Regions from separate parts of the Homo sapiens genome. Here region 1 is linked to region 2. A link is a contact called in ENCODE Hi-C or POLR2A ChIA-PET data. All regions are on one chromosome and are shown on one strand. Each heading gives the region's core, a stretch centred on a gene start or an enhancer-like site at or near the end of the contact. The rest is flanking DNA. Distances are from core to core; before and after follow the strand shown.

Evidence for each region. A loop is a pair of places that touch in the nucleus more often than their neighbours do. ChIA-PET counts read pairs that join two places held with the same protein, here RNA polymerase II (POLR2A). Pooled maps may share reads with other maps.
Region 1: a map of naive thymus-derived CD4-positive, alpha-beta T cell shows a loop between it and region 2 (4-fold over the local background). The contact joins the promoter of RPS27 here to the promoter of ATP8B2 in region 2. A Hi-C loop is called at or near these places in 2 of 168 maps with a recorded cell type or tissue (CD8-positive, alpha-beta T cell and naive thymus-derived CD4-positive, alpha-beta T cell), 1 of 37 single-sample maps with no recorded cell type and 14 of 50 pooled maps. POLR2A ChIA-PET finds 5 or more read pairs at or near these places in 12 of 52 experiments (AG04450, BJ, CD4-positive, alpha-beta memory T cell and 8 more).

Annotation. Positions count from the first base shown.
Region 1 is chr1:153,986,818-153,992,011 of GRCh38, reverse strand. It overlaps RPS27 (ribosomal protein S27), which reads right to left and starts at 1,250. Exons shown (of 4, transcript NM_001030.6): 1 at 1,210-1,250; 2 at 789-897; 3 at 336-446. The coding sequence starts at 1,215. It also overlaps a transcript of RAB13 not described here. RefSeq lists enhancers at 332-1,312, 1,010-1,369, 326-1,525.
Region 2 is chr1:154,322,382-154,327,630 of GRCh38, reverse strand. ATP8B2 (ATPase phospholipid transporting 8B2) reads right to left here and starts at 2,106. Exons shown (of 28, transcript NM_001370597.1): 1 at 1,929-2,106. AQP10 (aquaporin 10) reads right to left here. Exons shown (of 6, transcript NM_080429.3): 3 at 4,512-4,649; 4 at 4,272-4,390; 5 at 3,825-4,042; 6 at 2,306-3,349. The coding sequence ends at 3,151. RefSeq lists enhancers at 766-945, 3,066-3,145 and silencers at 1,686-1,835, 1,886-2,115, 2,546-2,625.

The sequences.
Region 1 (5,194 bases), core at 1-2,500, 330 kb after region 2:
CCTCTCCCAAAAAAGCAGATGCATGATGATCCACCCACAGAAAGCTACATCTTTTTTCTCAACTCTTAGCTACCTGCGCATTTGTATCACTGGTTACTTCCTATCAACTTAAGCCCTTTTATCACCCATTTATCCCCGCTTTAGACAGTAGTGCTTTGAGATTAATACATAGCTTTTGGTAGTATCTAGTTAAAACAACCAAATCCAACACTTCTTGTCTAAAAATTTACATTATAGATGATCCCTGTCACTGTTAAGACCGAAAAATCCTAAGAAATGTTTCCATTTCTAAAAATCAAACTCAAAGCCCCAAATCACATTAGTAAACCATTTACCTTCTGTAAGCCTTGCTTTTCCTCCTGTAGGCTGGCAGAGGACAGTGGAGCAGCCAACACACAAAACTACCGTTTGTGCATGGCTAAAGACCGTGGTGATTTTATAGCATCCTGAAAGAAAAGCAGATAACATTTTTTTCCTCTATTACACCCGTCTTTCCTGCACTTATGCCCAACTCATCATCCATTACATTGTTTCCCAACACAAAAAAACGTAGGGGTTGTATGTGAAATGTGATGAGAGATCACGGTGAAATGAATCACTCCTCCTAAGATGCAAAACTTTGCCAGTCTCATACATTCAAATTTTAAGAGTATCAGGGAAAATATTTTCCACAGGCGAAGAAACTGAAGCTGCTGCACAGCTTCAAGGATACGAGACAGCTAACACTACAACATTTTCCAACTGTTGAGGTCCAGTGCTTTCCCCACTACAGCAAGCCGTCTCCTCACCTGGGCATTTCACATCCATGAAGTAGGAATTGGGGCTCTGCACCAGGCGTTTCTTCTTGTGTTTCCTCTTCTCCTCTTCTGGAGAGGGATGAAGGAGATCCTTTGCGAGCTAAGAGGGACAGAAATGCAGAGATTTAGAAACCAACAGCGAAAATGGGATGGTCGAAAATAGCCCCCACTGTCACACACCGGGGAGAGCTCGCCCCTCGCCGCCCCTGGTGTCTGCGCAGCTGGGCCGCCATCTTATCTCCTCTCCGCTCCCGTCTATGCGGGTGGCCCGTGGGCCGCTGCGGTCCCTGGAGTTAATGTCCTAAGAAGTGCAGAGGGTAAATGAGGACCCTCTACGATCCGAAATCAGCGTGAGGGGAGAGTTCGGACAGAACAGCGAGATCTCCGCCGAAACCTGGACCAAAGCACTCACAGGCATGTTCTCGTGTGCGTAGGTCGTCACCGCCGGAAAGGAGCGAAAGCGGAAATCCTGCCCCTTATATAGAGCACACTACAGGAAATGACGCAAGGATCTTGTGCCACCATGTTTGGAACGTCTTACTTTGATCCGCCGCAGTGGGGAGACAAGGGAGCTGCCATTTTCGGAAGGTCTTTAACTGTTAGTTGTGACACATATGCGTCACCATGTTGAGAGGGTTACCTTGCTAATTTGAGGTCAGCGTTTGATCACTATCCAGGGATAAATGGACACTTTTAAAATTTTGTGCCATACCTTGACAGTTGGAGCCTAATAAATAGGAAAGGTTGAGGAAAACACCAGGGAGAAGGAGCCATATCCAGGACTTCCGTCCTATTTTTTAAATACCTATATTCTTAACTCTTTTTCTATTGGTTTAATTTAACAGTTTAGGCCGGGCGCAGTGGCTCATGCCTGTAATCCCAGCACTTAGGGAGGCCAAGGCGGGTGGATCACCTGAGGTCAGCAGTTCAAGACCAGCCTGGCCAACATAGTGAAACCCCGTCTCTACTAAAAATACGAAAATTAGCCAGGCGTGGTGGCGTGTGCCTGTAATCCCAGCTACTCTGGAGGCTGAGGCAGGAGAATCGCATGAACCTGGGAGGCGGAAGTACAGTGAGCCGAGATCCACTCCAGCCTGGGTGACAGAACAAGACTCTGTCTTAAATAAATAAATAAACAGGGGAGACATGGTTTGGTCAGTGAAAAGAAATAGGGAAGACTCAAGGAGATAATGAGAGGTGAGAGAATGGACAAAAAGAGATTGAATAGTTTAGCTTGAGAAGGGACAAGCATGGACACGGAAGGTGATGGGGATAAGTGAAAGATGCCTTCTTTTTTTTTATTTTTATTTTTATTTTTTTTTTAGACACAGTTTTGCTCTTGTTGCCCAGGCTGTAGTGTGATGGCGCCATCTCGGCTCACCACAACCTCCGCCTCCCGCGTTCAAGCGATTCTCCTGCCTCAGCCTCCCGAGTAGCTGGGATTACAGGCATGCGGCACCATGCCCGGCTAATTTTGTATTTTTAGTAGAGACGGGGTTTCACCATGTTGGCCAAGCTGGTATTGAACTCCCGACCTCACGTGATCCACCTGCCTCGGTCTCCCAAAGTGCTGAGAATACAGGCGTGAGACACCGCGTCCGGCCTTTAATTTTTTATAGGCAGCCAGAATAGGCTCGAGAGAGACTCCCTTGAATAATTTTTTCTTGCCCGGGCGCCGTGGCTCACGCCTGTAATCCCAGCACTTTGGGAGGCCGAGGCGGGTGGATCACGAGGTTAGGAGATCGAGACCATCCTGGCTAGCACGGTGAAACCCCGCCTCTACTAAAAATACAAAAAATTAGCCGGGCGCGGTGGCGGGCGCCTGTAGTCCCAGCTACTCGGGAGGCTGAGACAGGAGAATGGCGTGAACCCGGGAGGCGGAGCTTGCAGTGAGCGGAGATCGCGCCGCTGCACTGCAGCCTGGGCGACAGAGCGAGACTCCGTCTCAAATAATAATAATAATAATAATAATAATTTTTTCTTTGCCGGTCGCGGTGGCTCAGGCCTGTAATCCCAGCACTTTGGGAGGCTGAGGCGGGCGGATCACGTGACGTCGGGAGTTCGAGACCAGCGTGGCCAACATGGTGAAACCCCGTCTCGACTAAAAAAAAAAAAAAAAAAAAAAAATTTAGCTGGGCGTCGTGGCAGGCGCCTGTAATCCCAGCTACTCGGGAAGCTGAGGCTGGAGAATCGCTTGAACCCAAGAGGCGGAGGTTGCAGTGACCAGAGATTGAGCCATTGCACTTCTGCCTGGGTGACGAGCAAAACTTTGTCTCAAAAAATAAAATAAAAGTAAAAACAAAGGTTGGGCGCAGTGGCTCACGCCTGTAATCCCAGGCCTTTGGGAGGCAGAGGTGGGTGGATCACCTGAGGTCGGGAGTTCGAGAGCAGCCTGACCAACATGGAGAAAGCTCGTCTCTACTAAAAATACAAAATTAGCAGGGGGTAGTGCGGGTGTCTGTAATTTCAGCTACTCGCGAGGCTGAGGCAGGAGAATCGCTTGAACCAGGGAGGCGGAAGCTGCGGTTAGCCCAGATCACACCATTGCACCCCAGCCTACGCAACAAGAGCGAAACTCCACCTCAAAATAAACAATAAAAATTAAAAAAATAAAAATAAAAATAGGCCGGGCGCGGTGGCTTACGCCTGTAAACCCAGCACTTTGGGAGGCCAAGGCGGGCAGATCACGAGGTCAGGAGATCAAAACCATCCTGGCTAACACGGTGAAACCCCGTCTCTCCCTAAAATACAAAAAATTAGCCGGGTGGTGGCGGGCGCCTGTAGTCCCAGCTACTCAGGAGGCTGAGGCGGGAGAATGGCGTGAACCCAGGAGGCGGAGCTTGCAGTGAACCGAGATCGCGCCACTGCACCCCAGCCTAGGTCGACAGAGCAAGACTCCGTCTCAAAAAAAAAAAAAAAATAGGGCCAGGCGTGGTGGCTCACGACTGTAATCCCAGCACTTTGGGAGGCCGAGGCGGGCGGATCAGAAGGTCAAGAGATCGAGACCATCTGGCCAACATGGTGAAACCCCATCTCTACTAAAAATACAAAAATTAGCTGGGCGTGGTGTCGGGCACCTGTAATCCCAGAGGATTACAGGTACTCCAGAGGCTGAGGCACAAGAATCGCTTGAATTCGGGAGGCGGAGGTTGCAGTGAGCCGAGATTGCGCCACTGCACTCCAGCCTGGCGACAGAGCAAGACTCTGTCTCAAAAAAATTAATTAATTAATTAAAAAATAAATAAAAAATTTTTTTGAAACAGGATCTTACTCTATCACCGAGGCTGGAGAGCAGTGGCATCATAATCGTGGCTCACTACAGCCTTGGACTCTTGGGCTCAAGTGTTCTGCCCACTTCTGTCCCCCAAGTAGCTGCGGCTGGGACTACAGGCCACACCACCATGTATGGCTAATTTTTTTTTTTTTTTTTTTTTTTTTTTGTCGAAGCAGTCTCACTATGTTGCCCAAGCTGGTCTTGAACTCCTGGGCTTAAGGGATCCTCTCACGTTGGCCTCCCAAAGTGCTGGGATTACAAGTGTGAGCCACCGCAACAGGTCTTAGATAATATTTTCTTTCTTTCGTGTTTCGTATTTTTTTCCACCCCCAGCACACATATAGCAAGAATAATTTTTTTCTAAAGGCAGAGATAAACTTGTTTCTCTTTTACTCTCTTTCTTTCTTTCTTTTTTTTTTTTTTTTGAGACGGAGTCTGGCTCTGTCGCCCAAGCTGGAGTGCAGTGGCGCAATCTCGGCTCACTGCAAGCTCTGCCTCCCGGGTTCACGCCATTCTCCTGCCTCAGCCTCCCAAGTGGCTAGGACTACAGTCGCCTGCCACCACGCCCGGCTAATTTTGTGTGTGTGTGTGTATTTTTAGTAGAGATGGGGTTTCACCATGTTAGCCAGGATGGTCTCGATCTCCTGACCTCGTGATCCGCCCGCCTCGGCCTCCCAAAGTGCTGGGATTACAGGCGTGAGCCACCGCGCCCGGCAAACTTGTTTCTTTATACCCGTGCTGTTCATATTTCAGCTTCCTGGTTACCAAGGCTACACATTCATGGCCTATTGAGTGAGATTTCAGGAGTACTGCACCTTAAGTGGGCCATATTAAAAGATTCACGTAAAGAATGACATTTTTAGTTCAAATCTCTGTTTTCCTAAGCTATTTGGTCAGAGAAATCACACATGGGTCCCCATAAGAGAGATCGTTCCAACTGAAGCCCCAGGATGTGTCTAGGTAGGCTGTGTGTGTTGGGGTGGTGGGGCCGATTCTGTATAACTAATTTACGTTTTCACCCTGTTCCACCAGGGGGCAGACTGACTCAACAAATAACCTACTTCTGCGCATCCCGCTTTTTTCAAAGTGAATTGGGACCCATAGAACTAAGGGCTTGGACAAC
Region 2 (5,249 bases), core at 857-3,356:
AAGTTCCCTGCCATCCCCACCCCCCATTACTAGGGCTTCCATTATCACCTCCTCCAGGGGAGCTCACATTAGAGGCATGGCCCTCACTTTCTGCACAGACAGTCCCTAAACAGCTTCCCCTCAGCCTGGGTCAGCCACCCTTCTGGGCTGGCAGAGGGGTCTTCCCAACCCTGGTGGGGAGTTTGCCCCTCCCTCCCTCCCACCCCAAGCCTAGTCCAGTCAGTATGGCACAGGGTGCAGGCTTAGGGAGCACCAGTGAGACAAGCCTCTGCCTGCTTCCGCCTTCCCATGTCCTTTCTCCTAAAAGGTTCAAGGCCTGGCCTTACAAGGCAGAGCCTCATCCTTACTCCCCAGCCTGGCCCAAAGGAAACTGCCAGTCAGTCACCTCCTCTTTCCTTGTCTGGGTGGAAGGCCTTTCACCTCCTCATCCTCTTTGGTTCCCTCTGCCTTTAGCCTACCAGGCACACCCCACCAACCTGTCAGCCCCAAGAGATACTAATTGCCTGTCTGGCTAAGCTCTATAATTACAGATTCTGGCCACAACCCAGTCACCCACACCAGTTCTCCCTTCGCTAGCTCAGATCCCGCCCTTACACCAAGTCAGGCAATCCTGAAAGCCAGAAGTCCTTTTCATCCCTGACCTTCTCCAACTATGGCAGTCCAGGGTGCCTGGCTCAGGAAGAAAAACCTCATCCATATTTTAGAGATGCCAAGCCCTCCTCCAGGGCCCCCAGCCAGGGTCTCCACCCAGTCTGAGTATGAGTCACGGGAGGGTGGGGAGCACAGGGAGAGGTTAAAGGATGCAAGAGTGGGCATCACAAGTTCTACAGGCAGCCCCGCCCTTGGGGAGGAAGGGATCAAGAAACACTATCAGCCTAAACATCTGAGTTTGAGTCCCATGAAAGAGTTAATGTAGGAGCTGCACACGCCATCAGGAGTCAGGAGTCTGGATATGGACCAGGAAAGTTGTTCTACCTCTGAGACCCTGGGGAGACTGGAAGCAGGCTTGGCCCCAGACCTCATCCCCTCTGGGGGGGCCATCATTCCAAGGGGAAGAGAGGAGAGACCTGGGAACTGGGATCCCCTCTCACTTTTCCTTCTTAGTCTCACACAGCCTGGGTTTTCTGAGCAGGTCAGGCCCATCAGCCACGTTGCCCTGCCCCGTCACCCAGCCCCAGCCCCCTCTCGGCCACATTTGGGATAAAAATAGCCAGCCCCGGCAAGCAGGCAATGCTCCATGGAGGAAAACAGCTCCTCCTATAGGTCCGGTCCCTGCTCCCTTACAAGCAAGAGCCCCAAAGGCTGGCCACTTCTTTCAGAGGAGGATGGCAGGTCAGGGAAACAGGAGGAAATGGAACTCGAGACCTCCAGCTCACTGGCCACCAACACGAGCTCGGGCCACCTTCCCTCACCAAGGACAGAACTCAGGGCTCCCGGCACAGCTATCATCTCCCAGAGCTACTGCCCCTTCCTGACACCCTCAGTTTTCCTCAGGCATAGACCTCCACCTTACTGAGACAAAGCCTACCAGCCCAAACTCCCTTCTCCAGGCACCAAACCCTCGGGTCCCGGTTACTCCTCTCGCCCAACAACTCTCTGGGCGGGTCTCCCCTGGCCAAGGCTGCACGAGCTTCTCCTTGGCACTCGCGCCGCTCTCCTGCTCTCCACGCGCCCCTTCGGCACCCCATCCTCCCATCCTGTACGCAGACCCCCGCTCTGCCCCGTCCCCGGGAACCCGACAGCCCCTCGTCTCCAGTCGGCCGCCATCCCCGCCCCGTCTGGCCGCAGCTCCCAAATCTTGGCCCCCGGTGCTCCCCAGTCTACACCCGCTCCCCGGCCCCTCCAGCCCCGCGGCTGCGGCCGCATCTCCCTCTGCCCTCCTGGCCCCGCGCTCCCGGGCGCCCCCGCTTCGCCTCGCCTCGCCTCACCTCAGCGCTCAGCGCTCGGCGCCCGCCCCGGCGGCCCCGTACTGCCCATGCCGGGGGCTGGGGCGGGGGGCGCTCGGCTCGGCTCCCCACGGGCTCCCGCCCCCCCAGCTGCGGCCCCGCTCCCCCGGGGCCTCGGCCCGCTACTTTGTGTCAGTTTCGGCCACGGCGGGGCGGAAGTGACGGAGCCGGCGGCGGGGGCCGGGGGGCGGGAGGGGGTTTTGGGGAGGGGAGAAGGAGCGGGGAGGAGGGAGCAGCCATCTTTGTGCGGGGCAGTGGGAGGGTCTTAGCCCTTCCGAGCCTCGGCGTGGCTGGGCTGGGATGCCCCCACACGTACGTCCATCCGCATCTTAAAAGAAAAAACAATTCGGGAGGCTAGATCGCTCTGAGGGGGTATTTTTAATTCGGAAGAAGGGAATAGAGGAACACTGCCTTCTCTGCAAAACGAGCATCCTCTGCAGGGAGCGGCAGGAGAGCTGTAGAAGTGGTGAATAACCAGAATTTTCCCTGGCGCCAGGTTGCCCTCAGCCCGACTCTCGCTCCTCGGAGCCGCCCGCCCTCCGTTCCTTCACCCTCCCTCCTCGCCCTGGCTCATTTCACTGTATCTCAACTCTCCTTGAATGAACGACACAGCACCGAGATGTCTAGGAACGGTGCCTCAGTTTCACAGCCTTGCTCTCTGTCTCTGTGCCCCGCCGCCCTCCTTCCCTCCGCCCCCACCACGCCCCCTGGGTGGAGGCGGCTTCCCCACCCCTAACTACCCTCTTGGGGAGGCATCCCCGAGAGGGTGAAGGTGGGAGGCGCCGAGGCGATGAGAGCTAGGAGTCGGCAGTCGGGACAGGCTATGGAGGGCAGTCCCCAGGGTTGTGCCCTACACTGGATGGTGGCCCCCTCCACCCTGCAGATGCCCGCAGCCGTCCCCATCCAGCATCCAGGTGCGCACCCTCTAGCGGTTACCTCGAGCAACTACATTCCGAGAGGCCCTGAGGGTCAGAAAACCGCTTTGCGGGAGGAGGGGATGAGAAGCCTGAGTCCTGGTACCTTATCCTCCTCCACTTCTCCCTGTCCAGGATCCTTCTTAGTTTAGGAGGAAGGGATGCCAAACAGATAAACAGAGAAGCCTCCCAGGTTCTGGCACATTAACAAAGAGGAAGAATGACTGTTGTTCCCAGGCGGGGTCAGTGGCTGGCTCCAGGGTCCATGAGTGAAGTGAGGGTTGTCCTAATCATAGCTTACACTCCAGCATCTGAGCTGAGGCAGGAGTTTCCAACTCTGAGGCTTTGTGTTGAGCAGACACCAGATCCTGAGCTGGCTCTGGGCCCTCAGGGTGGTGCAGAGCCACCAACAGCTGGTAAGTGGCTGTGCCAACGGTGGCCCCCACCAGAGGGGCCACCACAGGCACCCACCACCAGCCATTACCAGCACTGCAAAAGAAGGACAGTGGGAAGGTATCAGGAGTGACTCCCTTAGCCTTCCCCTCTCCAAGGACGGGGGGCAGTAACAAGAGAGTGCCCTAAAGTTGTTCCCAGGGTGGTAGACACCAGGAAGAGGATTGCCTTGTCACCAAAGCATAGTATTTAGAAGAGGGAACCCCAGGAGAGCTTGGTCCAGCCTCTTGCCTTAGGGAATTATCTGAATATATTAATTTTGCTGATGAAGTCACTAATGTGCATGGAAGTAATGTGGCATGCCTAAGAACACAACCTCTAAATCTTACTGTTTCAGTGAAAAGTTGGGAGGGAAGCAAGGGAGAAAGGGGGAGAATATGACTTGGAGAAAGAACACTGTCCTAAGAAGCCAAGAGAGCTATTTTAAAGGCAGAGTGCTGTGGACCCAGGGACAGAGCCCTTAGCAGAGGAAGGTGAGTGGAGGCCAGCACCAGGAGAGTCTGTCTCCCACCTGAAGACTTCAGGACCCCAGCCAGCCACGTAGGTGAAGAGACGTGGGCCCAGGTCCCGGGCAGGGTTGAGTGGAATCCCGCAGTTGGCACCCATGGATAACCCGAGGGCCAGGATCAGCATCCCCACCACCACAGGCTCCAGACCCGCAGGGACTCCCTTGTTCCGTCTGTCCAGGATGGCCAAGAGCCCCACAATCAGCATCCCAGTGCCCAGAACCTTGGAGTCAACAGAGGCAGAGGGTTCCCTGTCAGCTGCCAGGTGCTCCATCTGCCCTCTCTCATCCAAATATTCCATGTCATCTGGCTTTGTGCAACACAGGCAGTTGGGGATGGTGGGGAGTGCCAAGATAGACCCAACCCACACTCCACCCAGAGACTGAACAATAGGCTGGGGTGCCGAGGAACAGGACCAAAGTAGTGTCCCCAGGTCTCCCCCTCACACTTACCTGATCCAGGAAGCCATTGTTCAGGGACAGATAGGGGGCAGGATAGGTGGCAAAAATGGAGGCTGTCTCCTTGGGGCCAGTCACTGTCAGGTTCCCACCTGTATAGTTCTGTAGGGCATCTGTGGAGGAAGGGAACACCCAGGATTTCCCTCTTTGCTCATTCATCCAAAACCATTCTGAGGCACCCCTGCCCACCCACAGGTGCTCTCAAGGCACAGCTCCCTCTGTTCCCTCTGTCACCATGGTAGAGAACATAGGTGGCTCCCGAAGCACAGAAAGCAGACAGCAACTGCACCAAGATGTAAATGGGGAGCTTGACCCAGGGGAGGCGTCCAACGATGCACATGGCCAGGGAGAAGGCTGGATTCAGGTGGGCCCCTTCAAGTATCAAGGAAAGAAAAAGAGCATCTATTAAGTGTCACTGCCAGGCATTGTCACCAGACAACACTACTGCTCCTTCCTATAGCTCTTAAGGCAGATAGTGTAATTCTCATCACACAGCTTAGGAAATTGAGGCTCCAGATGTTACAGATGTTAAGTGACTTAGCAAAGTCACACTGTGGGCCAGGCACAGTGGCTCACGCCTGTAATCCCAGCACTTTGGGAGGCCGAGGCAGTGGATCACTTGAGGTCAGGAATTCCAGACCAGCCTGGCCAACATGGTGAAACCCCGTTTCCACTAAAAACACAAATATTAGCCAGGCGTGGTAGCAGGTGCCTGTAAAATCAGCTATTCGGGATGCTGAGGCAGGAGAATCGCGTGAACCCAGGGGCAGAGGTTGCAGTGAACAGACATCACACCACTGCTCTCCAGCCTGGGCAACAGAGTGAAACTCCATCTCAAAAAAAAAGAAAAAAAAAAAAAAAAAAGAAGAAGACACTGTGAATCCAAAGTTGGAACCTAGGTCTGTCTGCTTTTTCCACAGCAACACACTATGTCTCAAGGCTCCACCCAAGCACACCGATGCAGTGTGTATC